Linked DNA regions of Mus musculus: all the other regions are linked to region 4. The links are chromatin loops, found by intact Hi-C in ENCODE. Cell type or tissue: left cerebral cortex. All regions are shown on one strand. Region 1 holds the start of Rbis (ribosomal biogenesis factor). Region 2 has its middle 37 kb from the start of Gm33819. Region 3 holds the start of Car2 (carbonic anhydrase 2). Region 4 has its middle 87 kb from the start of Gm9733.

Region 1 (8,000 bases), 630 kb after region 4:
GCAGGGGAGGAAAATAGACTAAATGCACTTATAAATGAACGATAATGGGAACCTAGCTCCTTACCAGTGAAGAACCAAATATTAGTTAGCATTAATAATAGGTTAGAAAGCTCAAATGTTACAGCATCCAATTGAGGATGTAGGGGTTAGCATGACTGATGCTTTGACCATTTAGTAGCAGAGACAGTTGCTTCGTTATCTTGTGCTTATAGACAACTATAATAGGTAATATGCATACAAGGCATACACTGGCCAGCTCTGTCCACTGAGACATAAAGCATCACCCTATTCTTGGTTTCTACGTATTCTTAACTAAAGGAAACCAGCACTCCACAGACACGTGATTGGTTTTATGGTTGGGAAAGCACAGATGCTAGATGAGTCTAGACTATGTTGTTACACTAGAAAGTAAGAGATTGTCAAAGAATGCAGGTGAGGGCATGTGACAGTTAGCTGAATGCTTGCTTAAAGGCCCAAACTGAGCAGTGTGAACATTAAGATAGCTACAATAAAAAGATCTTAATCTACTGCATAAGACAAGAACCTACAATTCTATACTGATATTTAAAAAAAACAATGAATATACAAATTGGTAGAGGAGAATGCTTTTAGTTGCAACAGAATGTAGACAATAGAAGGATGGCAATAGCTCAGCATTGTCTAAATCCATTTGAAGACAGGAGGATACACCCCTCTGTGACAGTACTAGTATATAGATTGTAGGTTAGAGCTCCTAAGGCAAGAGCAGTGAGTGGCAGGAGACACAGACCTTAAACTTTCTCATAAGGCCCTTAGCAACATCTTTCTATATTTTCTCAGTTTCCAGAGAAATTTGTCTTCTTTCCTAGTGTTACACCACTCTCTAAAAAAGTGTCTTCAACACATCTGAGATCCCCTGTTTTCAGCCCAGAACATGAGCATCATTGTTAATCATCAGAGGCAAGGTGATCAAATTTGTGGAATTTTGTGTTAAAATATGCTTTTAGTTTGTTGAGATTGTCGATAGCTTTAAGTGCAAGTCCCAAATAATTCAACCAATTATATATAGTGGATGAAAGTTTTAAAAGTTTTAAAGTTGGTAAAGAGCCAGGCAGAAGATATTTTAGGCTTTGTATGCTCTGTAGTCCTACTGAAACTACTCACTGGGCATTATCATTGGGCAATGAAAGAAGACAATAGCACAATGAGATTGATAGTGTGTCATGAAACACTAGCTACCAACACATAAATTTCATAGAACACTCACTATAGTGTGTTGTTCTTACTTTCACTCTTCTTTTCAAAATTATTTTTAGTGTATGGGCTGTATAAAAGTGAACGCTGGGGTTAGAGAGATGCCTCAGGGATTGAGAACACTAACTGCTCTTCCAGAGGTTCCAAATTCAATTCTAGGAACCACATGGTAGCTCACAACCATCTGTAATGGGATCTGATGTCTTCCTCATCTGGTGTGTCTGAAGACAACTACAGTGTATTCATATTCATAAAATAAATAAATCTTTTTTTTTTTTTTTGTAAAAGTGAACACTGGTTTAGACCTGGTCTTCTTGCTGTAGTTTCTAGATTTTTTTTTTCTTTAAGATAATCAGATCATAGCCTTAACAGTGTTCAGGCCTGGGTAACTGTTGCATGTCCATCCAGCCATTTTATGCTGTTATTAGTGTTACAAGGAGACTTCCTCATATACTGATACTACTGTTATCAAGAAACTTTCTTCTGCCCAAGTTGATTGCATATTATGTTCTATGATTTGGTGACCACTGACAGCAGAAATCATTTTGAACTTTGTATAGTTATCCACAATAAGGTTGGACCTGAATCAACCCTCCAGCAGCACTTTCTACACATATGTATGAGCTTTTATGGCTTTTGCCTTTTTAAGCTACCCCTGGGATGGGCCCCAACATAAAAGGAGGACACCAATATAAGAAGACACTTGGAATAAAATCCATTTTTTATATGGGTCAAAAGTTTTAAGTTCCTGAGACCTCTGTGGGAATTGACATTGTACTTGGCAGAACAAGGCATGTAGGTGAGGAACTGACATCCTGGTTGGCAAGTTAAGACATCACTACTAGCCAAGTCAAGGCATCCCACCACAGTTGAATAACCTAACAAATAGGAACAAGATAAGTATACAAAAAAGACATTTTCCTAAGGAAGTACCCAAACTCTAAATTCTGATTGGTGGAATAACTTGGCACAGATGTTTGTGAGTTGCATGCTTTAAATTTCTGTAATGTTCTGAGCAGGGGTCACAGTCAGTTCTCAAGTGTGGTCTGTAGCCCTAATCAATCAGTTCTGGGATGATTGCTCAATCTCTGTCTTATTGAGATCAGTGTTCATGTGGTTTTGGGGGCAACTTCTGGGCCCCAACGAATAGGTTTCTAGAATCTAGAATTATTTCTTTCATAAGTGGCATACTTTTGTGCATTTATTATAGTCTTTATGTATATTGCTAAGCATCATTATTCTTGCACACCCATAATCAAGGTTATGGTGACCTCTTGAAGAGAATACATGTGTCTTACCTTCCATTTAGGTTCCTGGGTATGGTGGCTTAAATATGCTTGCCCAGGGATTGGCACTATTAGGAGGTATGGCCTTGTTGGAGAAGGTGTGGCCTTGTTGGAGGAAGTGTATCACTGTGGGGGTGGGCTTTGAAGCTCCACCCTAGTTCAGAAGAGACAGTCTGCTCCTGGCTTCCTTTGGATGAAAGTGAAGAACTCTTAGCTCCTCTAAGCTGCCATGCTTCTGCCATGATGATAATGGACTGAACTCTGAACCTGTAAGATAACCCCAATTAAATATCCTTTATAAGATTTGCCATGGTCATGGTGTCTCTTCACAGCAATGGAAACCCTAACTAAGGCATGGGGTGTTCTGATTATTTTAGGAGACTGAAACCAGTCAGGAGAAGTAGATTAATGGGCTGATTTTAGAGTATCATCAGCACAAGGTTGGGTTTGCTCCTTAGACCACCATGACTTTGGTGATAGGGGGTTTTAATTATGTGTGGTCTCTTTTGCCTTACTCTTTATTTAACCCTTGAATTACTTCCAAGATCGTTGCTTCAGAATGGGCCTATATGAATGAAGCATTAGTGAGTCTCAGCAGAACTGAGGTTTTTGAAAGATGTGATAGTCAGTCTTGCTGACTTGATAAGATTTAGAGTCACCATGAAAATGAACCTCTAGGCATGTCTGTGAAGGCTGTCTTAGATTAGATTATTTGAGCGTGAAGGCCCACTGTGAATATGGAAAATTCCATTCCCTGGTTTGACTTGCAAACTACATAAAAAAGGAGAAAGGAACTGAGTGGCTGCACTTATCTCTCTCTGCATCCTGACTGTGCATGCTTCCAGCTCCGGCCTGATTGCTTCCACCATACTGGACTGCAAGACAAGTATTCCTTCCTTGAACTACATTTCTCAGGTATTTTGTTGAAGCAATGAGACAAATAACTAAAATAGATACATATGGTATATATGATTTTAGCCACCTTCAAGGCTGCTAGAAAAATTACAGGACAGCCAGGTGAGGTGGTGTGTGTTTATAATCCCAGCAACTGGGGAGGCCAAGTCAGTAATCCTGAAAGTTTGAGCCAGCCTGGGTTAACAATGAACTCTGGTAATATGATCTTTGTAAATATTTTTAAAGATTTTCAAAAGTCACCAATCGTTTTTTTCCTATACTTAATAGATCATTTGGTCACAGAATAAAATGGCATTTTGAGTTAGCATGTTCCTTATCTTTATTACCATAACATCCTATTCTGGTTTAGATTTCACTAATTCTCACAATTTTTTGTAATAATAGACTCAAAATCCCTTCAAGTACATAGGATTAAAAAAAAGTTCAAGGTATGCCTGATCTTTTATCTCTGATAGTTGAGCATTGTTCTTCCAGCTACAACTGAACCCAGGCAATCATAAGACATTGTGGGTTTTCTGGTTACAATACTTAAGCCAGTAGTACTGCCAGGCCATATTTCAAAGGTCCAGTTGTTTTCCCATCGTGGTGCCTTTATGTTCTCCCAGTTGCTGGATGGGATGGTCGCTTGAAGTCCCAGTTTCCCAGTGTTCTGTTGAGCCCCCACTAAGCCTAAGCAGCAGCATTCTCCCTAGCCCCTGTAGGGAAGCCCAGTCTTACCAGGTCCAACAAGGACCACTTAATGTGATAAAAGGGGTTACCCAGAAAGGATGCTGAGAAAATAATCAATGTCTGAATCTGGCAATAGCCTTCTATATAGGAGGCAGAGGGAAATACATTAACCTTTCTAGTTTGCCTTGTTAGCTGACAATAACACAGAAACGGATGTCTCCTTGCCTTGTATAATTCCTCTGCTTTTACCTGTACAACTATGTTTTTCCTTGGTATATGTAGCCTTATGTCACCATTTCAAACTAAAAGCTACACTCCACAGATTTTACAACCACGATGGTATTCTTTTACATATGTTGCTTTGCCTTGTACAAACATGTCAATAACTTCACATTTAAGGAACATACTTATGCCCCTCTCATTTGCTTCAGAATTCATAACTCTAGTTTTGCAAAATAGTTTAATGTTTTTCTATAAGTTTGGTTACTTGTGGCATCACTCTTACTCTCACACAAGGTAGACTTTTATTGTTTTGCCTTTCTTGGGGCAAGGGGATCTAATTCAAGGGCATCATTACCTGTGATATGAGCTTCACAGGTACTTATGTTTTTAGAACTTCACAGGCATTTTGAATACAAATTGGATATAAATATATATATATAATTTTGAATGATTTCTTGTACATCTGCTGTGCTGTAGGAAATTTTCTTTTTTGAACAAGTAAGTAACTTGAAAAGGATGCGAACTTTTTCTTCTTGTATGGACGCCGCCCTCGGTCGTGGCGCCACCTCTCGGACACTGCAGGGCCCGCGGCTTCGATTGGTGACACCAAGCATCTGAGACCGGAAGGACAGACTTCTCTGGCGAGAATGTTTTTCGCCTTTCGTGGGTGACGACCACCGGGTCAAAGGCGCGGGGTCCTAGCGAGGCGATGCGTGGAACCTCACCGGTGGGAGGCTTCTTCTCAAGTACCAGCTTAAACCTATGAAAAACGTCCATGGCATGCTAGTAGGCGAAGCTCCACTGAGTCGACTCCTCCTCCCCTTCGAAGGCGGCTCCTTCCGAGTGGGCGGGGTCACGGCGGACACGCCAGGCCCCGCCCAGGCTACTGTGAAGGGCCGGGCTAAGAGGCACCAGAGGGAGCTGAGGGCGTGGCCCGCTCGGGGAAGCCGGTTCGGTGGGTGGGGTTACGGCTGGAAAGCTCTCAATTGACTGGCTCGTCTTCCCGGAACTTCCTGTGTCCTGAGCTTGTGGATGGCGTCACTGTGAACCTGAGCAGCCGCGTGAACTTTGGTGAGAAGCTAATGGGGTTTTTCGGAGCGCTGGGGTGAAATGTTTGGGGCTCAGGCAGGGCGTGGTGGGAATGCTGGCTGCGGCGGCTCCGAGGGCTCTGTTCTGCCAACTTCTAGTCCTCTATCGATTCCTCGTGGGCGATCGAACTCCCGGGGTGCCCAGGCCCGAAACCTTGCGGCCACCCCTTAGCAGGGTATTTTAACAGTGTCTTCATCACAACTTTAAAATAGCACTTTTCCAAAATCTAGGTTTTAGTTAGGCTGCAGATCTTCTCGAATCTTTCTGTGTTTCCATCTTAGTAAGCATCGCTCGTCATTTGAGTCTGCAACACTATCCTTTGTTTGCTTAATGTTGATGTTAATATTTGTGCATGTAAAGTATCTGGTTGTGTATATATACGTACCCATTCTTTATTACTTCAGACTTAGTAAATAATTAGTAAGTAATAGATGAGAGGGTAGATGGGATGGAGGAGGTTAGATAACAGGTTGAATGACTTTTTACTTATTTTTACTCCTGTACGCATGCATTTTCTACTGTAATATTTTTGAGCAGAAGTACTGTTAGGGTTCAAGAGTGTGTTATGTGTGTATGTATGTTATGTATGTATGTAAATACATATGTATATATGTATTTGCACAATACATTCATTATATGTTGTATATATGGGAACATATATGCACATTGTGCATCCATATTGTTTGATTAAAAAACAAAAACATGCCAGGCACATTCACTGTATATGCATATTCCCTGTGTATGTATATTGAGGCTGTATTGGTGGAAGTTTTAGCCAAGATAGAAAGTTAGAGCAAAATGGAAAGGGAAGATATGACAGATTTTAGGCCAGAGCCAGTAGTACCAAGGATGAATAGACCAAGACATATTGCCCAGTGTATGTCAGGGCAACCATTGATGACTTTAATTTCTGGGCAGTTTATCATTTCATACTTTATAAAAATTACCACTGGGTGCAGTTGACTTGTGCAAAACTTTGGGAAACTTTCAGTAAAGAGAAAGATAAACAAAACAGTCTTTGTGGGCCAGAGTTGCAGCAGAAAAGCAGCCAAAAGCATATAGTGCAAGTGAAGATAATGAACTTCAGTAAATACCTACCACAGGTGCCTGGCATGAGTTTGCTTATGATCAAACAAAAGCAGGAAATGTAGCAGGAATGTAGAAATGTTCATGAGAAAAGCAGTATATCATAGTGACCGCTAGTCTAACTTGTATGGCTTTAAACCTTTGCATCACTTTTTAAATCTGTAAGATGGGGATAATGGTATTTACCACAAAGGGTCGGTTGTGTGTGTTGACAATACCAAGTTTAACCAAGAGCCCTTAACTAGGTGTCTCAGACCTGGTGCTAGGGATGCAGCAAGGACTGAGATGTGTGTGCCTCCTACCTCAAAACCTGGCAAATGTCTGGGAATGAAAAACAGGATTTATGTAACAACTTTTAAAATAATCAGAACTAAGATACCTTAAAATTTTACATTGATTTGTGGTTCAAAATATAAGCAGTTTAACTGAACCCTACTCTCTTTTCTAGACAATGGCCAAGAACAAATTAAAAGGGCAGAAGTCCAGGAATGTATTTCATATAGCTAGCCACAAAACTTTCAAGGCTAAAAACAAGGCAAAACCAGTTACTACTAATCTTAAGAAGGTGAGTATTTAAGTATTCTGGCATTGATTATAAGCAAAATGTAAACTAACAGTGGGATTTTGTTTTTTAAACCAGAAGTTCATAGCCTTCTTACTAGACAAGACTTTTTAAAAATATTAAGGTAAATACTGTTCCTTTTAAAATACAAATTTAAGAGGATTGCACATATACGAGGTGCTACACAATAGGCTACTAGGCTGTATGAGATTATAGAAATCACTGTTTAGACAGTATGAAGGATAGTTCTTACTAGTTCACTTGGCATATATTCAAGATTCCACTTGCAGAGGTATACTATGTAAGCCAGCAGCTTGGTAGCTAGTAGACTGGAATTTAAAAGTCTATAAAATGAAAAATTTGGCTGAAGTACAATTTTTTATTCTTCAAAATAGGTGCTTGAGCGATGGCCTAGCGTTAAGAACATTTATTGCCTTGGCAGAGGACCATGTCTCCCAACTGACTGTAACTCCAGTTTTAGGGATCTGATATCCTTGCCTGGCCTCTGTGGCACCCTTTATGCACATGGTGGATATAAACTTATGCAGATGCACATACAGAAAAAAATTATGTCTTTCTACTTCAAAATACATGAGAAAAAATTTTCAAGGCCAGCCTGGTCTACAGAGTGAGTTCCAGTACAGCCAGGGCTACACAGAGAAACCCTGTCTCCAAAAAAAAAAAAAAAAAAAAAAAAAAAAAACATGATTAAGTAGATCATACTTTAGCTTTCTAGGATGTAACAGTTATAACAACAGTCCACCACCACCCCACCCTGAAAATACCTGTAAAACCAAAAGGTTCGAAGTTTTTGTTTCTCTCAAGAACTGGGATATAGTTTCTAAAGGAGAACCTATATGGTTTCTTAACTATAGAGGAAGTAAAACTGGATGGGATGATAAGTCTGGAGTTTTCCACAGGCTTGTCTTTGTAGTTTG
Region 2 (8,000 bases), 50 kb after region 4:
AGACATTAGCAAAAGTCCTTTAAGATCCTTTAAAATTACCCTAATGTAAGTTAATAGAAGCTCTCTTGTTCTATCAGCTCCTTTTCTTTAAAACACAATTTGACGGGTCTTTACTTTAAAACTTGTCCCTTTGCCTGCCTTTAATTCCTGTATGCTGTGACTCAGGCTGCAGCTACCTGAATATTTGAGGAGTATTGATATCTTATGAGACCAATGTTCAGTTTCCAATAGACTAGACACTAATGTTTTATTAGCATTCTTAGGCCACGGCGAAAGCATCTTGCTTGCCTTTACAAGGAGCGCTTGGCTTCTGCTCCTACTTCCTCTTTTCTTGTAAAGTTGGAAGAGAAGGGTAATTTTGCCTTCCACCAGGCTATACAGCTTTGCCTTTGAGTCCTTTTTGTAGTCTATTGCAATACATACTTACTAGATTCCACTCTCTGAGGTCCTTGGAAACATTTTTCTCTTGGTTCAATATGTAAGAACTCTGTGAGGCCATATATTTAGATAGTGTATCACAGGTTTTCGCTTCCTACATCCAAATAATATGCCTGATGAAGAGCATATAGGCCAAATTGCTGGGAATGTTAACTGTTAAAAACAACAACAATAGCAAAAAATCACCTGGCCTTTCTAAGTTGGAGGAAAAGGTTTTGCAACGTTTGCATCACTGCGTGCTTATGGAAGAGAAGATTTGCTGTGTAGGGAAGGCCTGGTGGGATAGCAAGCTGTGGCTGAGAGAACACGACAATGTCCTGCTCTGTCTCACTCTCTGCTTTGATGAGGATGTGCCAGATGAGCAACAGCAGAGGTTCAGGGTCCTCTGCTTGAGTGGTCAGGTAGGATTCAGTCCTGCTGCGAATCACTGCATATTGTTATTGACAAGCTTCCATCTGAAGACTCATGATGAAGCACAGCCTTGGAGCTCTCTGTGAGCTTACCATGGGGCCAGCATCAAAGGAAGGTTCATTTACAAATGCTTGTCACTGTGAATGCGCAGATAAACAGAATGTACCCTGTTCTAGTCTCTGGTTTTTTTTTTTTTTCCTTTTAAATTTTCTATTAATCTCCTATACCATCTGTATACTGCATTTGCTCAAAGGAGCTGTCTTTTGTCTGAAAAGCACTTTATATTTCAAATATGAGTGTATTCAAAACACAGGTTTGTTTTGAAAAATTTAACAAAGTTTAATTACATGCCTTGTTCTACATTAATAATGATCTGCATGAAGATCATCACATAGTGATTCATTTGATACACTTGAACTGTTTATTTTTTGTTTGTGTTTTTGTGTGTGTCTGTGATATGTATACATGTCTGTCCGTGTGTGAATCTATGTGTCTGGTTGAGTGTGCAAACCTCTGCACATGCATGTGGAGGTAACAGAAGTCTTCTTGCTCACTGCTATATTGTTAATTGACCAGTATCTCGCAGTGACCCCAGACCTTGCTATTGCAGTTACTCTTGTTAGTCAGCTTGCTTCAGTGACCCTTGTCTCTGCTGAAGGAGTGGTGGAATTACAGCAAAGCCTCCATGCCCTCCTGGCATTTAGGTAGGTGCCGGAGAACCCTCCACTTGCTTGGGCAGTAAACCCTTTTCTTTACTATTGAGCCATCTCCCCAGTTCTGGGATAATCTGAATTTCTTTTTTAGTTTCATTCTCAAAATGGAAATTTATATTATACATAACTACTTACTCCAACAAGAATAACCTTATACTATTTTTACTTCATATGAATGACAAATTTCTTGGCAGATAACTTCATTCTTTTTTAATGCTTTTTTTTACAACAAAAAAACATAAATTGGTCATTTCTTGTTTTACATAGTTTAAAAACATATATACGTATATATCTTTTTCTTAATTTCTGAGGCTTAACTTTTTAAGGCTAAATGAATATCCCCTTCAGAGCCACACCTATATTAAGAGTGATTTTTGTAGAAATATCATCTTTCAGAAATGAGAAGGTATCAACTACTGCAGGTTGGTGAGTATGGGAAGGCAGGTACATGCTGGACACAGACACATGGCTATAGTTCCTACTGAATACTAAGACTCCTCAGTGGCTCCCTAGGTTAAGATTGCTTCTAAACAGAGTATCACTGGCCATGGCTCTTCTGTTTCTCTTTCCTTTGATGTTCAAAAGAAATCTGAGTGTGAAATCTGAGCTGTTTATGAGGCATGTTGCACAGCTCACATGTCTATAAAATAAAAATACTACTTACTCCTTGTGAAAATGAAACCAAAAGAACTTTGTGTGCAGTGTCTGGTACAACAAGCAAACTATGCTAACATTCCCAACAGATGCTCAAAGGTCACACAGGCTTCTTTCAAGCTACTCTCTGGGTACAGGATTATGTTGAGCAAGAAGTTATTGTGAATCCATGTGATGGTGTACAGAACACAGCTGGGTTGATCTGGGTTGTCAGATTGCTAGCTGAAAACTGTCTCTTCTTGGCGAGGATGGATCCAAGAACAATAAAAACCTTCATTTGAAGAATTGCTATCTCTAACATATTACAAGCTTGTTTTCCTCCATCTGCCCTAGCTGGATCCTTAACTGGACTCACATACATGTGACATATACATCTAACAGGATTCTCATTGTTCAGACAGAGCTAGCTTCTGACCAAATGGCCCAAAGTAGCCTTCAGTGCTGGCTAATTCTTTTTACTCATTTGTTTTGTGCATTTGTGTGTCTGCTTCTCTTCACCAGACTGTAAGTTTCCAGAGAGCAGGAACGTTTATGCCTTTTTGCTGGATCTCCACAGGTCACACACCTACATATATTTAGTGCAAAACAGCATTAAAAATATTTGTTGAGTGTACATTTGAATGGCAGGCCATGTTTGACACAATGCAAACACCTACAAGACAGTCATCAAGTTATTACCATTACCAGTGACCTACTTATCTGAGGTTATGAAGCAGACGTTCAATAACATTCTTCGATAAATTAAAGAGCAAAAATCTTATTTAACATGTAGTTGAGAATAGTCTCAATCAATGAGTCTGTGGTTTAGGAAATGTTTACCAACTCTAACTCCAGGGTAAGGCAAAATACAGTGGTTAGAAGGCATAAGAATTCCCATATCCAGTAGTCAGGAGTTATACAACTACATGCTCCCCTGAAACATGTGTGGCATCCCTCAGGACACTGGAATTTAAGTAATCTCTCCTTCCATCCATCAAATCTACTCTTCTTTCTTGAAAAGACTTGCTCAATGTGTATTGCTTCTAAGAATGATGGATGTATGTTTCTCAAGAATCCAGAAACACAAAATTAATTCCAACATATTTTTGTATCACTCTCTGTTTTTCAGGGTCCAGAGAAGGAGCAGTGAACTGGAACATGTCTGGTAAGCAGAAGACTATAAACAATAGTTCTGTGATTGATGCAAGAATGAGCCAACAGACATTTCAAAATCAAAAGTGAAGCCAGCAAAAATTACATCTTCCAGCACCTGCTTTGTGTCCCTGTCTCCCCAGGACGTGCTATACATGGTAGCTGAATCACTATCATGGTAGCTGATCCATGCCCATGCTATCTCTGAGACAAACCAAAGGAGGGTACAAATTCTACTTGGAACAGACAACCATAGTTAGTGGTAGGCCTAAGCTAATATTGAAACAATTTCTGCTCCTTTTCATTGGCTTGATGGACTATGAGGGTTACACATTTCACACATGTTTCATAATAATCAATATGCCTAATACTTATTTTATGATTATTTGTCAAGGACTTGTAATTTGTGGTTTCTGAAAATAAATAAATAAGAGAGTGTCACAGGAAGCCAGATTAGAAATCTTAGAAAATTTTACCAAAGTCATTTTCAGCTAGAATATGAGATTCAGAAACTGGCCTTCCCCTTGACATAGAGAGTCAATTTGGTAAACATGGTTGGTCAATAAAGGTGTAAAATTATGATGGTATAATGTTTTAGAAAAGTGGTATATCTCATCAAGTATCCTCTTCAAGGGAAAGAGCTTGCTCAGCTCACATCTCCAGACTGATCCTTCTCGTTTCCACATGTTGCCACCAGATGGCGAGGCAGTTATGCAAAAGCAATCTGTTCATGAGTGCGTCCAAGAAGAAATGACAGCAGTGGGAACTGCAATTCAGTTGAAAGCGGTCACGGCACTTGCTCACTGATGAAGACGGCCTTGCTCGTTTTGTCTTTCCTTTTTTTAGAGTAAAAACTGATGGCTACCTATCCAAATCAGAGACAATTTGAGCAATAAAGTCTCAGAAAGCTTTTTTTTTAAATCAGAAACTCTATCATTCATAATTGGATTTTTAAAACAACACCAAAGATCAAGTATTAATAACCAACCCCTGCACCCTCTAATTGTTACTCGTTTTCTCTACCCCCTAAAATCTGCAAATAGTTAATTCTTCCTAATTTCCTTCAACTAATCTGTAGTAATCATATAGTTTTAAATTGTCACTTACTACCTTCTGGCTATCATCTGATTAACTAATCTCAAGATATTCGAAAATTCAGAGAAGTTCTATGAACCAATAAAATTCAAAACCATCACATTGACAAAACCAAAGAGTGACTAAGAAACTGTCATGTCCTAGAGAAATCCATAAAGACATAATATCTAAATGGATTGTGATATCCCAGATAGAATTCCAAAGCAGAAAAGGATATTATATAAAAATGATAAAGGATGAAATGAACAGAATACTAATGTAATTCATATTGGTTTATTAATGAATAAAAGAACAAAGGTATGTGCATCTATAGAAATTAAAACAAAGCAGAGAAGGAGAAAGAGAGAGATAGAAACAGAGACAGAGAGACAGAGAGAAGAAAAGAAACAAAAATAAAAGTTCAGTCCATAAAACTAAACAATTCCTGGAAATTCCATGAAAATAAAATTTGAAAAATCAGTAATTTGAGAACCTGAATTTCTCCTACAAAATAAATTTGTATGCCTCAAGACTCTTTGCAAGCCTCACTCTGTGAAACCCAAATAAAATAAGAAGAACATTAAGTCTATGGCACAGTGCCTTATTTGGTGTTAAAGACGTAGGCTGAGGCTCTGTCTTTACTAGCAATAGGGTCTGGAAATACTGTCTTTGCCAAGGGTATAAGAAGGGCAAAACTATGCAGAGAACCTTGGTGACAACTATAGTAGGTATTATGCAAGACAGGCCAAAATCTCTCTCTCTCTCTCTCTCTCTCTCTCTCTCTCTCTCTCTCTCTCTCTCTCTCTCTCTCTCTCTCTCTCTCGGGAGCTTTTAAGAAGTGGCCATCTAAGTGATACAGACTAAGGGTGGGGTATAAAGGCTAGTGAGTATAAATAAACAGGCCATCTATTTCTCTGAAGTTGCCCAATGTATATAGTCACTACCATTTTATGTTCAGCAGCTTCAGAGATCTGCTAGAACCTCTCACTATTTGGGTAATTGTTGCTCTCATTACATCAAGAAATAGGACAAGAAACAGCCTAACCCCAAATTATGCTGAATTATGGTACAGGACATAGTGCATATTCCCTATAAATGTTTAAGACACATTAATAAATGCTATGATCCTAACTCATTTCCATGAAAAGTTTTATTCTTAAAAGGAACACATTCTTAATTAGAAATATAAAGACTACATGAAGCTTAATTGCTTTCTTGATATCAAATTAGAAGACTTCATGTCCAAGGCAATGAGGAATAGATATGACTGACTACTTTGAAACAGTTTTCCAGTTTTTGTTTGTTTACTTTTATCTAAAGTTTCGTAATTGAGAGTAGTTTAGTGTCAGATACCATGACATCACAGCTGAAAGGAAAGGAGAGTCTTTGGATGTTCTTTCAGGTCATTTTTAGTTTTGTTTGTTTGTTTGTTTGTTTGTTTGTTTGTTTTCTAGTCTTAACTCTTCAAGAAATACACTTAATCTATAAATGCAAAGAAACATCCCAGGAGTCACTGTCTGTGACTGAGAACTTCCAGGCTGTGCTAAAAAATGTCTTTTATGAAGACAATTTCCTGGTGGGCTGGTAAGACGCCCATGGTAGTAGTTTCAGTCCAACCACAACCACCTTACTGCAGTGTCATCACTAAGCATTAAAACAAAATAGCGATGACAGATGAAATTTATGTATGAGAAAATGTTGCATTAATAAGAAAGCAAACAGCCAGAGCATTGCCAAGGGAAACTGAGGGGAAGCCGGTTACTGGAGGCTGGGGGCAGGGGGGAGGTGGGGAGGAGAGGTTGTTGATGGTGCTAAAGTTGTTAGGAAAAGTAAGGGGTTCACTCCCCAGTGTCACTGCACAGTTGTGGGCAGTAATGTGATCTATATTACAAGCAAGAAAACATGGATTATTTAGTATTTTAGTTACAAATGAAAAATATTGGAGACAGATTTTTTTTGCCTGATTTAAATTTACATATTGGTACGTACAGTGAAACATCCCATGATAGCTCCCTGAAATACATTTTATGTACGTATGTAGCAGTTATAACAAACTTCATTTTCATGAAAAAGAAAAAAAGAAACATTTTAAATTCATAGACATAAAATTGTAACTAAGCAGTTTTTATATATTTAAGTAATAAGTCTTAAATTTAGAAACCTTGTTAGCTTTCTTGACAATTAAGAATGTGTTTCCCATGCAACAAAGAGTATAGCAAACAGACCACAGCCAAATCCTCCCTCTTTCTAGACGCAAGGGATACATGATTTGTGCTCAGAGTAAATGTCAGCTGTAGGATTACAGTTGTATACAAATTTGCTTTTCTCTCTTCTGTCTGATAAGGAATTTCCAGGAACTTCTTCGTTAATTATCCACCATCCTCACTGTTGGTTTGAATACTCTATGTGTTCTTACTGTACATGTCGTCTCTGAACCTCATACTGATGCTCTCCCAGCCAGAGAATTTCAGTAGAAAGTTATACATCAAATTTTCAAATATTTTTATGAAAAATTTGTGCTTTCTTTATGGTTTGTGCTTTGCTTATGATAATGTTTCCCTGAATATAAAACTTGAAGCAGTTTTTTTCCTTCCCACATTGGTATCTGTCTTAGTCAGGGCATATATTTCTGGACAAAACATCATGACCAAGAAGCAAGGTGGGGAGAAAAGGGTTTATTCAGCTTACTCTTCCACATTGCTGTTCATCACTGAAGGAAGTCAGGACTGGAACTCAAGCAGGGCAGGAAGCAGCAGCTGATGCAGAGGCCATGGAGGGATGTTCCTTACTGGCTTGCTTCCCCTGGCTTGCTCAGCCTGCTCTCTTATAGAAACAAGACTACCAGCCCAGAGATGGTCCCACCCACAAGGGGCCTTTCCCCCTTGATCACTAATTGAGAAAATGCCTTACAGCTGGATCTCATGGAGGCATTTCTCCAACTGAAGCTCCTTTCTCTGTGAAACTCCAGCTGTGTCAAGTTGACACAAAACTAGCCAGTACAATTGACCCCTTGTCAACTTGACACACAAACACATCACTAGTAAGCCTCAACCCTTACTTTTTTATTCATCCCCAAGATCTAAATAACTTTAAAAGTCCCAAAGTCTTTGCAAATTCTTAAGATTTCAATCTCTTTAAAATATCCAATGTCTTAAAATTCAAAGTCTTTTTACAATTAAAAGTGTCTTAAGTGTGGGATCCACTAAAATAGTTTCTTCATTCAAGAGGGAAAAATATCAGGCACAGTCACAATCAAAAGCAAAAATTAAACTCCAACTATCCAATGTCTGGGATCCCACTCACAATCTTCTGGGCTCCTCCAACAGCTTGGATCACTTCTCCAGCTCTGTCCTTTGCAACACACAGCTTTTCCTCTAGGCTCCAGATGCCTGTATTCCATGCTGCTGCTGTTCTTGGTAGTCATTCATGGTCCTGGCATCTCCAAAACATTGCATGACCCCTTCAGTCCTGGGCCATCAATTGCAACTGAGGCTGTACCTTCAACAATGGCCTTCCATGACCGCTCACAGTGCTGAGCCTCAGCTGGTCTGCATGACCCCTTCGTGCTTTCAAAACCAG
Region 3 (8,000 bases), 360 kb after region 4:
TGCTGACCCTTGTTTTTCCTAGACTGTGTTGCTATCTAGGGCACACAGACACACATCCTGTGCTCTCTTTAATCCCCTGGGGGTTCCTAAAGCCCTTTGCTGGAGTCTCTTCCAAAACACCCAAACCCTTTATTTCTCTGAATGAACCTTCTGGAAAGCCTTTACTGAAGTATCATGTCAGTTACTAAGCCGCCTCCATGCTTCCACAGTTCCTAGGACCACATCATTTTTATAAGCACCAACGTGACAGCCTTTCCTTCTCACAGATGTTGATAGACACCCAACTGAGGACATTGTCTGTGAATCTCTAGCTAAGAGACTTTCCAGGATTTCCCACCAGGGAAGGGAGTTTAAGTCAAAAGAAGTATTGGCAAGCACACATCCTGCTCCCCACCCCCTTCCTGCTTGGAAATTCAAGGGCTTAGCTGCAGGCTCCTGCTATGGAACCATCTCCTTTACTCTAGTCTCCAAAAGCGCCGGACCCTGACCTGTGCCAGCTGAGCTGGCTTCCTCTCTTCAACCCCCCTGGCCCATGTTGTCTGTCTCCTGTGCTAGAGCCTCAGATTCTCCTTCAGAGAACTCTTACCCCAATCCTTTCTATGATCTTTTGGATCTCAACTCAAGAGTCCACACTTCCTTGAACAGTTTCTTTGTTTGTATCAAAGTTACAGTCAGAGCCTATATTTGTATGTTCTTCTCTTTTAGATATTTTCAATACATGGTGGATTCTGAGGACAACGGAAAGGTTCACCTGCCCCCATGACCCTTAGTTTATGAAGTGTGAACTGATCTTAGTGATGAGGGCAGACAGGAGAGAGAAAGACAATTAAGCAGACAGGGAGGGGGCCATGGCTAGGTAGCAAAGGTGCCAATTTCCAGGATAACCCACTTCTTTGGCACCCTCATCACTTGAGACAAAAACCTGGCAGCTTAAAACAAAGGATCTGTAAGATTTCAGCCTCCCACTAGCAGGCCCCTGCTGATAGACAGGCTCAACAAGTTCTGAAGCCTACTCTGGCCACACACAGTTCTGGACCAATCAACCATCCTAGCTTCCTCCAAACTGACCAACCCTGAATGACTTGTCAGGTTCGAAAACCCCTGCACTGGAGAAGAGATTTTTTTTTTTTCTTTTTCGAGACAGGGTTTCTCTGTGTAGCCCTGGCTGTCCTGGAACTCATTCTGTAGACCAGGCTGGCCTTGAACTCAGAAATCTGCCTGCCTCTGCCACCCTAGTGCTGGGATTACTAAAAACCCACCTTTCTTCAGCTGTTAATTCTGACTGAGGTATTTGAGATTTCTCTGCTGCTTTTGAAACATAATGGCCCGCCTGATTGTAATACTTTAATTATACATTATATAGCATGCTATTATTCAGCATGGTCATTAGCTCCAACTCTGACAGCAATAGTAGCTGTTTCCTCTGTCTTTGTCCTTTCCCTCTAAAATACCCCTTCCTCCAATCCACTAGCAAACAATGTGTTTACAGGCCCATTTCATTCAGCGACCTTCAAAGGAAAATATTCAGGAAAATAGGACACTGGCAATTAAGTCAACCAGCAGGCCGTAAAGGCAGCCACTGTGTCTAAATGGGACTGGGTCTCCATTTTCTAAATAAAGAAGAAAGCATTCACCAGCATCCTGTCAGCAGGCCCTATTACAAATAAATTATGGTAATTGGATTTTTTTTTTTTCAGTAACTGCCTAAGCATATCCAAACAACTCTGAAAAATCTTCACTGTGGAATAAATTTTTGAACGAGATACTTATATCTTTATATACTCACCCTATGTCAACACTGACAAATACAAACAATATTTACCAAGAGCTTCAACCTTTTAAATATTCAGATTATGATCACTTTCTGCGCTACTGACTTGAAGGCAGTACACATTAGGTCATACCTACTGAGGATAGCTCTCATCTAGGAGGACAAATGTGTTAAAGGGAATCTTAAAAGTTTAAAATTTCGTGAATTCCCTGGTTTCTGTATTGCTAAAGACCTGACTTGCTTTCTGTGACATCCCACAGGCACCTTGCCTGATGCCCTACATATCTGACAGTCCCTGAGGACACTTCACAGTAATTAGCCTACTTCTAGGACCTATGAAAGAAATCAGAGTGACATCTCAGCTTTCGGACACAAATTGTGGTGGCAGGGACCTCCTGCCGGTGTCCCTGTATTTTCCATTAAGACCGAAAATAACTATTGGCTAAAAAGCCCGATGGATGTTTTCCTAAACACTGACCTGCATTGTCCTGAGAGTCATCAAACTCAACGTTAAAGGAGTGGCCGTTGTTGACAATGCTCTTGGACGCAGCTTTATCATAAGATATGAGCAGAGGCTGTAGGGCAGGGTCATGCTGGGCAGTTGCTGTGTCAATGTCCACAGGGGACTGCCGGTCTCCATTGGCAATGGGGAAGTCCTTGTGCCAGTTCTCTGGTCCTAGAGATGAGAAGAGAGCTGTTAGGTCATTGCTGTGGGAAGGGAGACACCAGCCACCGGAAGCCACTGGTGTTTCTAGACAGTCTGCTCAGTTCAACATTCGGAGGTGATACTAACTTAACATTTAGGAAAACAAAATGTGCCTCAGTCCTTTTATTTGTAACATGGGGTAATAATATTCCAAGTCTACCTCATAAGGCCAACACGAAAATTAGAGTCAATATACATCTATTTCTTAACATTGTCAGACAAGCGTTAGCAATTTTGAGATCTTTTCACTCAAATTCGGTGACTAATACTAGACAGAACTACTGAAAACAGAGTGGTCTGACTGGGGATATAAGCCCTCTTGTGACTGAGTTTGGAACATAGATTCTAAGGCATTATAACAGGTCTGAGAACCTCGTGCTGCCACACTAGGTGACAGTAAAGACCGTATAGACCAAAACTCAGGCTCAGGCCCCTCCTTTAGAACTATCTTTGCTGGGAAGTTCACACAACCACAAGCCAGTGCACCTTCTTTTCCCCTCAGATGGCGTCATATACCAAGGCCTTTGATCTGGAAGACGTCTAGGTATCTGCGATTGACCTTCTAACACTAGAAGTTGAAAGATGCATGGAAAACTCGCAATTAGACCCAAACGGGCTCCAGAAGATGCCACAACAAAGTGCGCTGGGAATCTTAGCCACAGTGCAGCAGATACAGACGTGAAGGGGACAAGTGTTTCCCCTTAACCTTTCTGCTACACACAAGTAAAATGTTAGTTACAACCCTTGCTCGATTCTGCCTAGGTTAGCCTTGGGTGACCGGCTGTGGTCCCGATAGGTATTGTCGTCGGGTGTTGCGTTGGGTTATCCCTCCCAACCCCTGTGCGCGGCCAAGCAAGTTTGAGATCAGATCCTAGAGAGCGCTCTGAGTCGGGCGCCAGGGACGTACCAGAGCGGAGACCCGGCATCCAAGCTGCGCTCCGGGATCTGCGGAGCGAGGCAGGTGCCTGAGCCGAGACCCGGAGCGCGCGGCCCGGAGCGCGCGGCCTCCCCACTCACCGTTGTGCTTGCTGTATCCCCAGTGGTGGGACATGGTCACGCCGGTGATTGGGGCAGAGCAGAAGTTGTCGTCCGTCTAGCGGTCCTGCAGTGTGTGTCGCGGGTCGCACCGTCCGGCTTTTATAGGCTCCCGCCAACTTGGTGCTCTGGGCGGCCCAGGGGAGGGACCGAGTGGACCTGAGCAAGGGGAGGAGACCGTGGAGGTGGCGGACGGAGGTGACAGGCAGAGGTGACAGGCGGAGGCCTCGGTGTTCGAGGGCCCCCGCACCTTGCTTGGGGCGGGGCGCCCTCCGGCTGCTCTCCGCTTCTGCGTCCGACCCGCTCTGCAGCAGCTGCGCGCTCTCCAGCTCGCCCCGGCGCTGCGCAGCCTCGCGGGCCGGCGCCCCTACTCCCCAGCCCCATTGTGAGCACCGACCTGGTCACCCGCCCGCACAGCGGGGCTCCGCTTCCCAGAGCTGGCGGGCCAGCCGGCCACCCGGCCGCGGCCCGCACGCACGCGGCTGCGGAGTTTGACCTTGGGCGGGGAGCGTCCTAGAGGCTCCGGGAGCGGGGATCCTGGAGCCGGGAGCGGGAAGCGGGGGGGCCCCCTGCTGCCGGGCTGCGGGAAGACGACCCGGCTTTGCCGCCAGGGCGCCCTCCAGCTTCCCGCTTGCTCCACAAATTAACCCTAGGCACCGAACTGTTGATGTAACATAACCAACAATTCTCAAAAATCGCTTTGCTTTTTGGAATTGGATTTTAAAAATGTCTTCCAAGGAGATGAGAACTTCCCCTTCCTGGCAAAGGAATTTGTATTTGACAAGCCGAAACCAACCCCCCCCCCCCAAAACAAAACAAAACAAAAAACACAAAACTTAAAAAATAGAAAAGAAAGGTAGCTGTATGGCTTCCCAGGGACCGTGGGTGTCCCGGGGACACACCTTTCAATGTTCTTTTTGTGTATTTTTATTTAAACATTTCTCTTCACCTAACACTTTTTTTCTTATTTGACTTTGAGAACAATTTTTTTGTATTGAATCTATTGTGGACCTGAGGCCATATTATTTAGAATTCAAATTGAGAAGGGTACAGTTTTTTTGTGTTTCTATGGAGGCACCTAGACATCACATTACCTATATATTAGAATCTATGTGTAAGTATAATGAAAAATATCTGACTACATTTTAAGTGTTCTCAGACTCATCATGTGCCTTTATTTCACCCAGTGCCACACAAAGATGATGCACATGTAGATCTCCTTGTTCTTATACTAAGACTCAGAAAATTATGGTCTTCTCTATACAAGACTCTTCAGGTTGATGTCAAAAGAAATTTTTGATGAAGAATGTTTTATAGGACCATTACAAAGTGCAATTCACAAATAGTCCCTTGCATCTGTGACACTAGAGATGCACAATTTGCTAGGGGTTTCCCATTTCCTGTTCCATTACTACCGTGCGTGGAATAAGAACAGATTTTGATGAAGTGCTTCTCAAGGCTTCAGACCCCACCAATTCTGGTTGCAGCTACGGGAATCCTCATCCTGTCTGGTACGTTTTAGTGGGAGCCAGGCTCCTGCTAGGGAGTCTCCTTGCCCACCTTTGGACAGTCAAGAGAGCATCAGGTATTATATCTCATATTCATTTTCTTTTCAAATTACAGAGGCTGTAGGCATTTTCTTTCTGTCAGGTCTTCATGATGGAGATGACTTCATAGTATCATGTGGATCAGTCACTGTCTAGCTCTGCTGTACTGGGGACATTCCTCCCAGGCAGTCATTCACTGGCTGCCAGATAGTAACACTGGGCTTGTAAAAATAAAACCAATGCTTATGTATTCATGTTTTTAGAGGGAAGAAATGTACTTCCTTCTAACCCAGGAGGTGGGGGAAATTTATGTATATATGTATGTATATTCATATGTACATATACATATTCATATGTACATATACACACATATATTCATATATATGGGTATATATAACATAATCAGAAAAAAAACATATAAAGTTACTAAGACATGTTCCAATTATGATAACAAAAAGTCTTTGAGATAAATCAGAACAAAATTTTAAAACAAAATGACAAAGCATTTGATTTACACTAAATCTAGCTAGTTAATATATTTTACAAAGAAATATATGATTTATTCAATAATTAATGAAATAAGTAGATAGTTTCATAGTCATTAAAGTATTAAGTTTTTAGTGAGACTAACAGCCATTCACTTCTTAGGACTCCTAGAGTCCTGTATGTAGACATGTCCCTAGCCTACTGTCTATGATGCAGTTTTCTAAGCTGATAGAACTATTTAATCATCAGTTTGTAAACCATCATCCTAATTTGCTGTTGCTTGCTCATGTGGGAAGTGAGAATAATTACACCCAGTTAGGACTGTTGTAAGAATTAAGTTAGTGAGTGCACATTAATCACCTGCCACCTGAAGCCATCAGAAAATTACGGCTTTGAAGTTTATCCTAAACAGAGCTGTATAAAACACAATGCAAACTATATCAAAAGTAAGCATCTGGCCAAAGAGAAAGCCTCCAGCTGACAGCTGACTGGGATATATATATATATATATATATATATATATATATATATACACACACACACACACACACACACACATATATATATGTATATATATATATGTGTATATATATATATATATATGCTTTCAGCATGTACCCTAAGGTGACTCTGAATTAAGTTTCAGCATGTCACCCATAATACTAAGATAATAATGGTATTCATATCATAAGGTCATGGTGAAAACTAGGTGCCATAACATGTAAAAAAAGGCTTGACATTATGCCAACAATTATGGCTTATTAAATATGAGTTATCATTTTTACAATTGTATTAATTGAGCTACTACTAAGTGCTACATATTTTCCATATGTTGGGGGGCTACATAAGGTAAACCCATTCACTTCCCAAGATCTCAAGTGCTACTTTGGGCCGCTACCATGTCAACTTGATGCCGATCTTCTTGGAGTCCATGATGAGTGGATGTGGAGGCTGTAGGGAACAGTGAGCAAACACAAGCAAGGTGAATTCCAGCCGTGCCAATGAGTGTGAAGCTCGAGAGCCAGGGATGAGGCAGAGTGGCACAGGATAAGAGGCCACTCTCACACCGAGAGTCCTAGAAGCCCTGCTGAAGGAAGCCCTTAAAGAACCAGTAAGGAAGGACCAGGAACAGAACAGCTCACATACAAGAAGTCAGTATAAAAGCCTGCTCAAAGAAGTTTCTAGCTTTATCACTGGGATGAAGAAAAAGAAGACAAGCAGTGACATCAGCCAGGCAGGACTTGCAGCCAGAAGGGCAGTACAGACCACTGTACCAAGGAGAGGTTTTCTGTTTAAGTGTACAAGGAAGCCAGGGGACAGATGCAAAGGAGAGAATAACACAGACTAGAACTAAGACAATTAGGAGCTTTAGGCAATCTAATTCATCTCTTCATTTTACAGACAAGACGGAGGGTCTGGGTGACTCTTGCTACCTGTGCCTTTCTGTGTGTCTTTCTAAGAATTACTTCCAGAAAAAGATCCAAGTCCCTTTGATATGGAAACTCTGGCTCTGGCTTCCCTTTTGGCCTGTGAACCTACCAGCATTCCTCTTAAGGAATGAGAGCCAGGTTTTGTGGATTTGTACTGTGTCTCTAGGTCTTACCTTCTACATAAGCCTGCATGATTTGTTCTAGTCTTCAAGCCTCCATGTTCATGTGTGGAATACATATAGCATACCCAGGGCTGCTGAGTGATAAATTTCACTTATGTGGCTTAGCTGTGGCTTCCTGTGTTATTAACTCCTCTGTTAGTGTCCCTGTTATCATCGGGAGAAGTCCCCATTTGTGAAATTAGATTTAAGCTTTCAGTGTGAGTGGAGTCCACGATAGGGCTTCAGTATAGCCCTGAGCAACATAGGCAGTCTCTTGCAACTTCCCCTGCTCCATTGTAAACTGATGAGGGAGAATTCTACTCCAGAATATCATTATAAGAAAGAGGGTCTGGAAGATCTCAAAGGCCTGGCATGGTTTCACGTCTGAATAAATAATATAATGATTATTATAATACTTTTTCACTAAAAAAATAATAGTTTGTCTTTTCTGTGCCACTAACTTGAATGGAAAAGGAGCATTTAATTAGTGTGTTTGAGTTTTTACATTCTAAACTTACTAAAAGTATTAATTTACCAACACAATTCTAAAAAATTAACTTACTAAAAGCGTGTATCCAGCAATGCAGTTCTAAACACTTCACAGCAGTCTGCACTGAAGCAGTGGCACTGGAGGACAGAAATAAGGTTCTTGAGTACAGGTCACTCAGCTAGCAAGTGCAAGAGTCAGGTGTGGACCAAACTGGCAACTCTGGTTCCGGTTTGAACCCTCAGCCACCTGTCCTTTGGCCCACTGAGAGCCAGTGCATTCCTCCTGGTCAAAGACCCTGCTCCATGATGCTAGAAGAACAATGTGTGAAAATTTTATGTGCAATCCTACTCCAGAAAGCCAGGTTGGGTCAGCAT
Region 4 (8,000 bases):
ACACAATATGTATTCACTGATAAGTGGATATTAGCCCCAAACCTAGGATACCCAAGATATAAGATATAATTTGCTAAACACATGAAACTCAAGAAGAATGAAGACTGAAGTGTGGACACTATGCCCCTCCTTAGATTTGGGAACAAAACACCCATGGAAGGAGTTACAGAGACAAAGTTTTGAGCTGAGATGAAAGGATGGACCATGTAGAGACTGCCATATCCAGGGATCCACCCCATAATCAGCATCCAAACGCTGACACCATTGCATACACTAGCAAGATTTTATTGAAAGGACCCAGATGTAGCTGTCTCTTGTGAGACTATGCCGGGGCCTAGCAAACACAGAAGTGGATGCTCACAGTCAGCTAATGGATGGATCATAGGGCTCCCAATGGAGGAGCTAGAGAAAGTAGCCAAGGAGCTAAAGGGATCTGCAACCCTATAGGTGGAACAACATTATGAACTAACCAGTACCCCGGAGCTCTTGACTCTAGCTGCATATATATCAAAAGATGGCCTAGTCGGCCATCACTGGAAAGAGAGGCCCATTGGACTTGCAAACTTTATATGCCCCAGTACAGGGGAACACCAGGGCCAAAAAGGGGGAGTGGGTGGGCAGGGGAGTGGGGGTGGGTGGATATGGGGGACTTTTGGTATAGCATTGGAAATGTAAATGAGTTAAATACCTAATAAAAAATGGAAAAAAAAATAAAATAAAAGGAAAAGAAAAAAATAAATAAATAAAAAAAAAAGATATAGCTTAACCTCTCTCCCTGAAGAATTTTAAAATAACCACCAAACTCGTAACCACACACATTTTGATAATTAAAGCAATTCAAAGCAATTAAAGCAATCTAAACAGATAGTCTGTCGAGAGAGTGCTTCTTTGCTCTCCCCTGCCCTGCCCTACGTGAGATCAAGTCCTAAATTATTTATACATCTATGTAAACTTAAATTCTCCCTTTTATGGAGATAAATACCCATAATATAGTAGTATGCCACTTTCTCTTTATGTAATTCTCAAAGCCTAAGTTCTACTGTCTGAGATAGCTCAGGGTCCCTATCCCCTGCTTTTTCAATCAGATTTTTAAGGATTGAAAACCTTAATATTTATTATCTAGGTATTTAACTTTAATCAAATTCCTTTCTACTTGCTATATAAGCCTATTTCCAGGCTCTAATTTTGTCATACCAGGCTAGGCAATCCCAGAAATTCTGTGTGGACCTATTTGAGAATTTACCCTGGCAAGACTTTTAAATTTCTTTTTAAAGCATTTTTATCACTTAATCTCCCTACCTGCATCCTGTGCTTAATATCTCTGTATAACTAAGAACATTTAAACAATTACCATTACACATCCTTTTGTCCTTAAAATTAATTACATCAAATTTAAAAATCTCCATCCTTTATTTATCTCGTGGCTGAAGACCCACAGCCTTTATAGTCTGCTTCTCACTGCCTTCCTCCTCTTACCCAGTCAGGGAATCCATCAGCCTCTTTGCATTGCAGGAGATCTCAGCTTCTCGGCTTAAACTCTTTGTATCAGTTTCAAACCTCAAGAAGAAATCTCCACATGCCTCTGGCAAAGTCTGTATATTCTCTCCTATCCTTAGAAACAATTATATCAAATTTATACATCTCTATCCTTTGTCTGGTGGCTGGAGGAAGACAGCGTTTATTGTCTATTTCTCACACTCTTCCTCCTAGTAGGTGGTGTGTGTGTGTGTGTGTGTGTGTGTGTGTGTGTGTGTGTGTGTATCTCTGCTGACAACTGTGTTCCTTTGTTCTAGTTTTGTTGCTTGCTCAGGAACCACATGACAAGGCTAGGCTAGCTGAGAAACCAGTTCTCTACTAGACTTGTATCATTTGCATGTCTCTATTCAATCCCAGAATCCATAAATTATTTTTAATAGTGGATTCTTGCCTGCCACTTTGCTCGCCATATAAGTAATGGGAGTTTTTTTTAGCTCCTCTGCTTTATGCTCCCAGAGGGTCACTTGCTTCCAGCCACCCACCCAGCAGCTCATTGGATACGCAAATGAAAGACACACACACACATTAGCTAATTTTTAGAATGCCTTGGCTAATTCAATTATTGGGCACTTCTAAATCTCAGCCAGCTACCTTAGGCCCAATAGAGGAAGTGGCCCCTAAGCATCCTGCCCCATCTCCCTTTGCCCAGCCAATTGGGGACAACTGGGGACAAGAACATTTAGCATGTGGACATGCAGACTACCTCATGTGGGATGTGGGGGAGAAGTGGGCACCCTGATCCGTCCTCCCCTGTGGAGGTGCAGGAAAGGAGATGAGGGTCACACGGGGAGGGGGGGGGGACCCATATCCACTGGGAGTCCCAGCAGAGGCAGTTGTTTGAGCAGGTGTCTCATCTGTGTCCCTGGTTGCAGCAGATCTGAAAGAACTGCAGACTGTGGGTTGGGGAGAGGGAGTAACATTCCAATCTGCCCCCGACAGAGCTGTAGACTGAAAGGGATATGGAAAAAATACCTTTTAAGTTTTTAAATAAAACAGTTGTTTAAAATATTATTGACTAGGTATGAAAGTCAAGGCCAGATAATCACAATCTTGGGACCAGAGATAATCCATACTGAGAACTTGTCTCAAAACAACAAAAGTTTTTCTCCTTTTGAAATGATAAAGTATATGGCAATATAATGCATATGCCTCTAATTTTAAAGTAAACAAATGTACATGTTTATGGATAAAAGACCAAATAAGAAAAATTTGAGACAACTCACACAGTTACTGGGCACATTCAGTTGAAAATTATCTTTATGATAACTTAGAGAGTAGAAATATAATGTATGTATCTGCTATGTTACTTATGTTTCCTTATCCATATTCTCCATCTTTTTGCTTGAGAGAAATATGCAAAAATTCATTATAGGAATATAATACCATGACTTATTAGCAACCTATACGAAATAAATACTTTATTTTATAATTTTTGAAAATAGAATTTTCTGTAGCCTAGGCTGACCTCAAACTCAAACAATGTAGCCAAAGATGACCTTGAACTTCTGATCCTCCTGCCTCACCTCTCTTGAGCTTGAATTGTATGAATGGGAAATCATCTGGTTTTATGAAGGGCTAGAGACCAAGCTTTGCACATGTCAGGCAAGCACTCTAGCCACTGAATGCAGCTCAACTCCGTACATTAATGGCATGTTCTTGGTGTTCTCTGTGTTGTACTTGCTGACAATATCATAGGTAAGTAGGGGTTACAGGAACACTTCCTGTTCACAGAGGAGTCCCTTTAAGCCTAGGCCTGAGGGGTCAGAGTAATGGTGGTTTGTGACTTTGATTTGAAACATGGGCAGGAACAGAGTGTCATTTCCCTAAAATTCCTAATGATAAATGTTAGATTTAAAAAGTGGGGGATCACATGGATTTTGTCTTCATAGTGTCTCGTAAAGAGATCAAGACAAATTTCTGATCATGGCCCAATGTTTACTACCAGTCTATACTTATATAGGGGGAAAGCCCATCTCCCACCACACCAGGCTTCTTGATACTTTGTTGCTAAATTGTTAGCACTAGTCTGTTAAAACGGATAGCATTAGGTCACCAATTCCACAGGTTGCCAGCTATCTCAGTAGTATCTCAGGAAGACAGGTTCAGCCTCTCAGAGGTAGAAGCGTCTTGGAGAAGAGCAGCGCAGGTGACAGACAATAAAGCCACCTAGGTCAGAAGGCTCATTCACATTCATTCATTCATTCCATGAAGAGTCTGTGCCATGATACTTATTTCCAGTAAATCACATTGTACTGCCAGCCCTCAGACACTAGATGGAGCCAAAAGACACCATACGTTAGTGTTTGAGCCAAATAGATAATAGCGAAAACCAAAGCTCCAGGTTGAAAAATTTGTTACAGAAATGACACCATAAAGTTAACAAACTTCACGTTCATAGAGTCATATACCTTTCCAAATCTAAGTGTGTTGCATACATCTTATGTGATTACAAAATACACTTTTTTCATTTAAATTACTTAGCAGATAGTATCTCCAGTTTTCTTATTTTCTTATTTTCATGCATAGCTCTTGTATGAATCTTACACTGTTCTCAGTGTAAGATTTTATACACGTGAGTCTAATATCTCTTCTAGTAATGAAGATGTTTCCCAATGAGCTACTTTTCATAGGACTTTGAAAAACTGAAAGCACTGGAGAGAATAGAAATTGAATTATAGTATAAAACTGTTTAGTGTTTAAGTTTCAGTTGAACAGGGAGGGTTAGTTAAGTGCTCTGTGTATTGGAGCTTAGGATGAGAATTTTCAAGGGGAACTGGGCACTAGGATTCCCTCTCTGAGGAAAAAAAAAAAACCTAATATCAAAGAGTTGGAAATTTTAAGAGACTATATTGTTAATAAATGGCAGAATGATGGAATTAGTTGTTGAAGATCAAATACATACCCTAATGTAATATTTAGCTTTATTTTCTCTTCAAATCTTTCTCCTGTCTCTTCTTATTTATTCACCAGCTGGTTCTATGACATAAATGTGAGGGTGATTGGAAGGAACACTCCTTCTTCTATCTTCCAAAGATCTTGCTTTTCATTCCAATATCACTCCTTGCTGTATTGTGGGTAATTTCCTCCAGTCTTATTTTATAACTTCTTTCAATTTGTCTATTAATTCCCTCCACTCTCCTGATAGTAGAATTAAATGCAGAGCCTTATTCCTTTGTTGTTCAGTATTCAAACCAAGCCTTTGTTCTTTGAGATCCCACAGGGGAGGGAGTTTAATGAAAAAAAATTAAATAAGGATGGAGGTTATGAAACAAGACAGCCTGATTGTATGACACTGGCTGGCTGTGTGTTCTCACGTAGGTCACTTGACTTTCCTGCCTTGTCTTCCTCAATCATTACAAGAAAGTAAACCTGAGTCACTGCCAACATAGGAAGTAACATGGAATGGTCACCACTGTACTTTGTATATAGTGAGGGCTCAGGAAGGGTCATCACAATCGTGTCATCCTTTATCCTGATGGCTCCAAGATCTAAAGGTCTTGAGAAATTAATCTGTGATTTGTATGTTTTCCATGACTGTTCCTTCCTTGTGCAGTTTGTGACTTAACTGAGAACTTACCCACAGCAGGGTTGCTTCCCACGGCTTTCGTGTAAACATCCTGGCTGTGAACACAGCCTCATGGCGTGTGGTCACAGTCAATTTTATAGGTCTGGACCAGCACCAAGGATCACTTCTGCTTCCATGAGGCTTGACATGGTCAGTGACCCTTCTGTCCCACATTCAAACAAGTCAGGATTTGATGTTCTGAGCAATTCTCCGTTTGTGTCCTTTTGACACTGTCCTGGAGCTTAAAGGAGGATAGACTTAACCTTTACCTTAGTTCTTGAACATTTCTCAGTGTGTTCCCATCTCCCATTTCATGGGCCAGCACACCTTACTGTCCAGCACTGAGGCCTCAGTAAAACTCGGACTCAGTTTTTCTTGGCCTTTATAGGTTTACTTTTTCCCCCATGGCTCTGGCATCAATATTTGATTTCTTTTAAAGTGTACTTTTCTAGTTTGCACTCAGGCCTTCCTTTGTGCATATATGTAGAATTGTCCTGTTTGGAAAGAGTGTTTTGTTTTGGTTTGGTTTGGTTTGGTTTTGCCTTTGTTTTTGTTTTTCTTTCTCCTAGTGGCCCAGTCAGCTCTGTGGCTTTGAAGTCAACTGTTACCACTGGGAAAGGAAACCTTCACTGAGAAAGATAAATGATGGAAAAATAAACAACATTGGGCTTAGGTATTATGAGTTGTTCTGCCTTCTGTCTCTCTATGCTGTCCCATTGCATCCTAAGAAACAGTCATCAGGCCTAGCAAACCTCACTCTAAAATTACCCTACAAGTTCACCTACAAGGTTCATTTTCTTTCCTCTTTATGGACTTTGTAAACTTGCCTGTATTTCTTAGTATCTTTTATTTATTTATTTATTTATTTATTTATTGACATCAGGGTTGTCTCCTTCAAACCCATTTCTGTTTGAAATTGCTTTCTGAAGCACAGCATGGATCTCTCCTCAAAAGCCTCCAAACCATAAAGGGGAAGGGCAGAAATTCATTAGGGGTAAACAAGGGTTGTATAGATTTTGGGAAATGGTAGGGATTTCCAGGGTAGGTATATGTTATTGGCTAGGACTGAGATGCCTGAAATGCTTCACTTACATGAGGAAGAACACCAAGAACCTGCTGGGCAGCTTCTTATCAGAGAGAGGAAGTTAAACCTGTAATCTGCCAAAGGCTACAAGACTTTCCTGAGGTGTTGGGGGTTATGGGCAGGAAGGGCTGATTGGTCATAGCACAGTACCTAATTATCATATAGCCAGAGGGGCTAAGTAGGACTTACCTGCTGAATCATGCATCACTGGCAGGAAGCTTTCTGTGGAGGTCATCCTGTAGATAAGGTCAGGCAACTGTGCTTAGAGACACTCTCCTGATAAGGTCATGCAGAGAAACAGAAGCCCCACTGTCAAAAGGAGTCCTTCATTTTGCCCCTAGCTCAGAGAGGTTATCAGGTCATGGTAGACTACATCTACTTTTTTTTTTAATTAGATATTTTCTTTAGTTACATTTCAAATGTTAGCCCCTTTCCTGGTTCCCCTCCAAAAACCCCTTCCCACTGCTCACCAACCCACCCACTCCCTCTTCCTGGCCCTGGCATTCTCCTACGCTGGGGCATAGAGCTTACACAGGACTAAGGGCCTCTCATTTGAAGATCAACTAGGCCATTCTCTGCTACATATGCAGCTGGCGTCATGAGTCCCACCATTTGTACTCTTTAGTTGGTGGTTTAATCCCTGGGAGCTCTGGGAGTATTGGTTAGTTCATATTATTGTTCCTCCTATGGAGTTCCTACATAGGAAGATAGGGAGGAGAAGTGTTTCATTAGGACAACTATAACTACATTTCTTACATGTATCTTATGAGGGTTTCAAATTCTATAACATGTCAGACACCACAACAGAGCTCTAGGAAGACATGATAATTTATTCATACTTTTTGTTGCTGGGCCAGATAACCTAGAGAAGCAATTCAAAGTAATATTGTCTTATGACTTTGGATGTTTTTGTCCAAGACAAGCTGAATTTATTGTTTTAAGTTTTTGTGGCAGCAACATTATGAGACAGAAAGTATCTCTTTTATGATAATTCTGAAGCAGAAAGACAGATCCTTCCCTCAAAAGCCATGTCCCCAAAATCCCAGTTCCCTCAACCAGTTCATCTTCCCCATCACTTCCCAGTCAAGGCATCAGAGTTAATCCACCCATGAAAACCATTCATTATCCAGTTGCTTCCCCAAAGCCCCACATCTGAACAAGCTTCAGGAAACAGCACAATGTAGCATTTCAAATCAAACAAGCTTTTAATTTTCTGTCTGTAATTTAGCTCTGAGAGTATGTGACTTTAGAATCTCAGGTCTCTCTTCTTGGAGAAATATAGGAGTATTATTTACTTCATGGAGTTTCAAAGGTCGACTGAGATACGTAAACTCCTATTTGGAAAAGTTAATACAAATAAACTAACAAAAAGTCCAAAGTTCAAAACGTATTTGGAATACAATAGTCTTTCATCCAAGGATCCTGAATCGGTTAGTGTTTAATCTGAAAGTGATCTCACTGGAAATTCACTGGCATTGGGAATTAGTATTGTTTTCTTGCATCTGTATTAAGTAACAAATATACAACCTACAAAGAAATTCTAATTGCCCTGGAAAAACCAGGCATTCTGCCTGTTTCTTACTCCAAGACCTTGGAATCATTACATAAATATAAGCATACAGCATTTTCCCTTCTTGTAATACTGTAGAAATTTGAAAATCATACATTGTTTTTGTTTTTGTGAAGTAAAAAGTTAGGAGATATTTTGGAGTGATTATTATGCTTCTCTTTACAAAAGAGAGAGAGAATAAGTGAATGGGCATATTTAAAATCACACTACATGGCTTTAAAATTTGAAAGAAATGTTGCTCTTAT

What was found. A loop is a pair of places that touch in the nucleus more often than their neighbours do. Peaks named below come from ENCODE experiments on the same cell type or tissue, not always from the same donor. Only the 100,000 strongest peaks of a DNase experiment are listed, where the experiment ranks them.
Region 1: a loop joins it to region 4, with 3 times the contacts of the local background. A loop is called at or near these places in 5 of 42 quality-filtered maps.
Region 2: it touches region 4 in a loop (2.6-fold over the local background); 9 of 42 quality-filtered maps call a loop at or near these places.
Region 3: it touches region 4 in a loop (3-fold over the local background); 30 of 42 quality-filtered maps call a loop at or near these places.

Annotation. Positions count from the first base shown.
Region 1 is chr3:14,608,606-14,616,605 of GRCm38, reverse strand. Rbis (ribosomal biogenesis factor) reads left to right here and starts at 5,350. Exons shown (of 4, transcript NM_001099674.1): 1 at 5,350-5,396; 2 at 6,949-7,065. The coding sequence starts at 6,952. In left cerebral cortex, a CTCF peak has its summit at 4,893; a DNase peak (open chromatin) is centred at 5,243; H3K4me3 peaks cover 1,845 bases; H3K27ac peaks cover 739 bases.
Region 2 is chr3:15,190,613-15,198,612 of GRCm38, reverse strand. No RefSeq gene overlaps it. Among named protein-coding and RNA genes, the nearest start is that of Gm33819, 37 kb to the right of the region's middle. In left cerebral cortex, a CTCF peak has its summit at 4,038 (motif pointing right); a DNase peak (open chromatin) is centred at 4,047; H3K27ac peaks cover 551 bases.
Region 3 is chr3:14,882,281-14,890,280 of GRCm38, reverse strand. Car2 (carbonic anhydrase 2) reads right to left here and starts at 3,993. Exons shown (of 7, transcript NM_009801.5): 1 at 3,495-3,993; 2 at 2,250-2,447. The coding sequence starts at 3,528. In left cerebral cortex, CTCF peaks have their summits at 3,491 and 4,108 (motif pointing left); DNase peaks (open chromatin) are centred at 1,505, 2,433, 3,589, 4,053 and 1 more place; H3K4me3 peaks cover 4,462 bases; H3K27ac peaks cover 4,605 bases.
Region 4 is chr3:15,240,947-15,248,946 of GRCm38, reverse strand. No RefSeq gene overlaps it. Among named protein-coding and RNA genes, the nearest start is that of Gm9733, 87 kb to the left of the region's middle. In left cerebral cortex, a CTCF peak has its summit at 3,803 (motif pointing right); a DNase peak (open chromatin) is centred at 3,806; H3K27ac peaks cover 409 bases.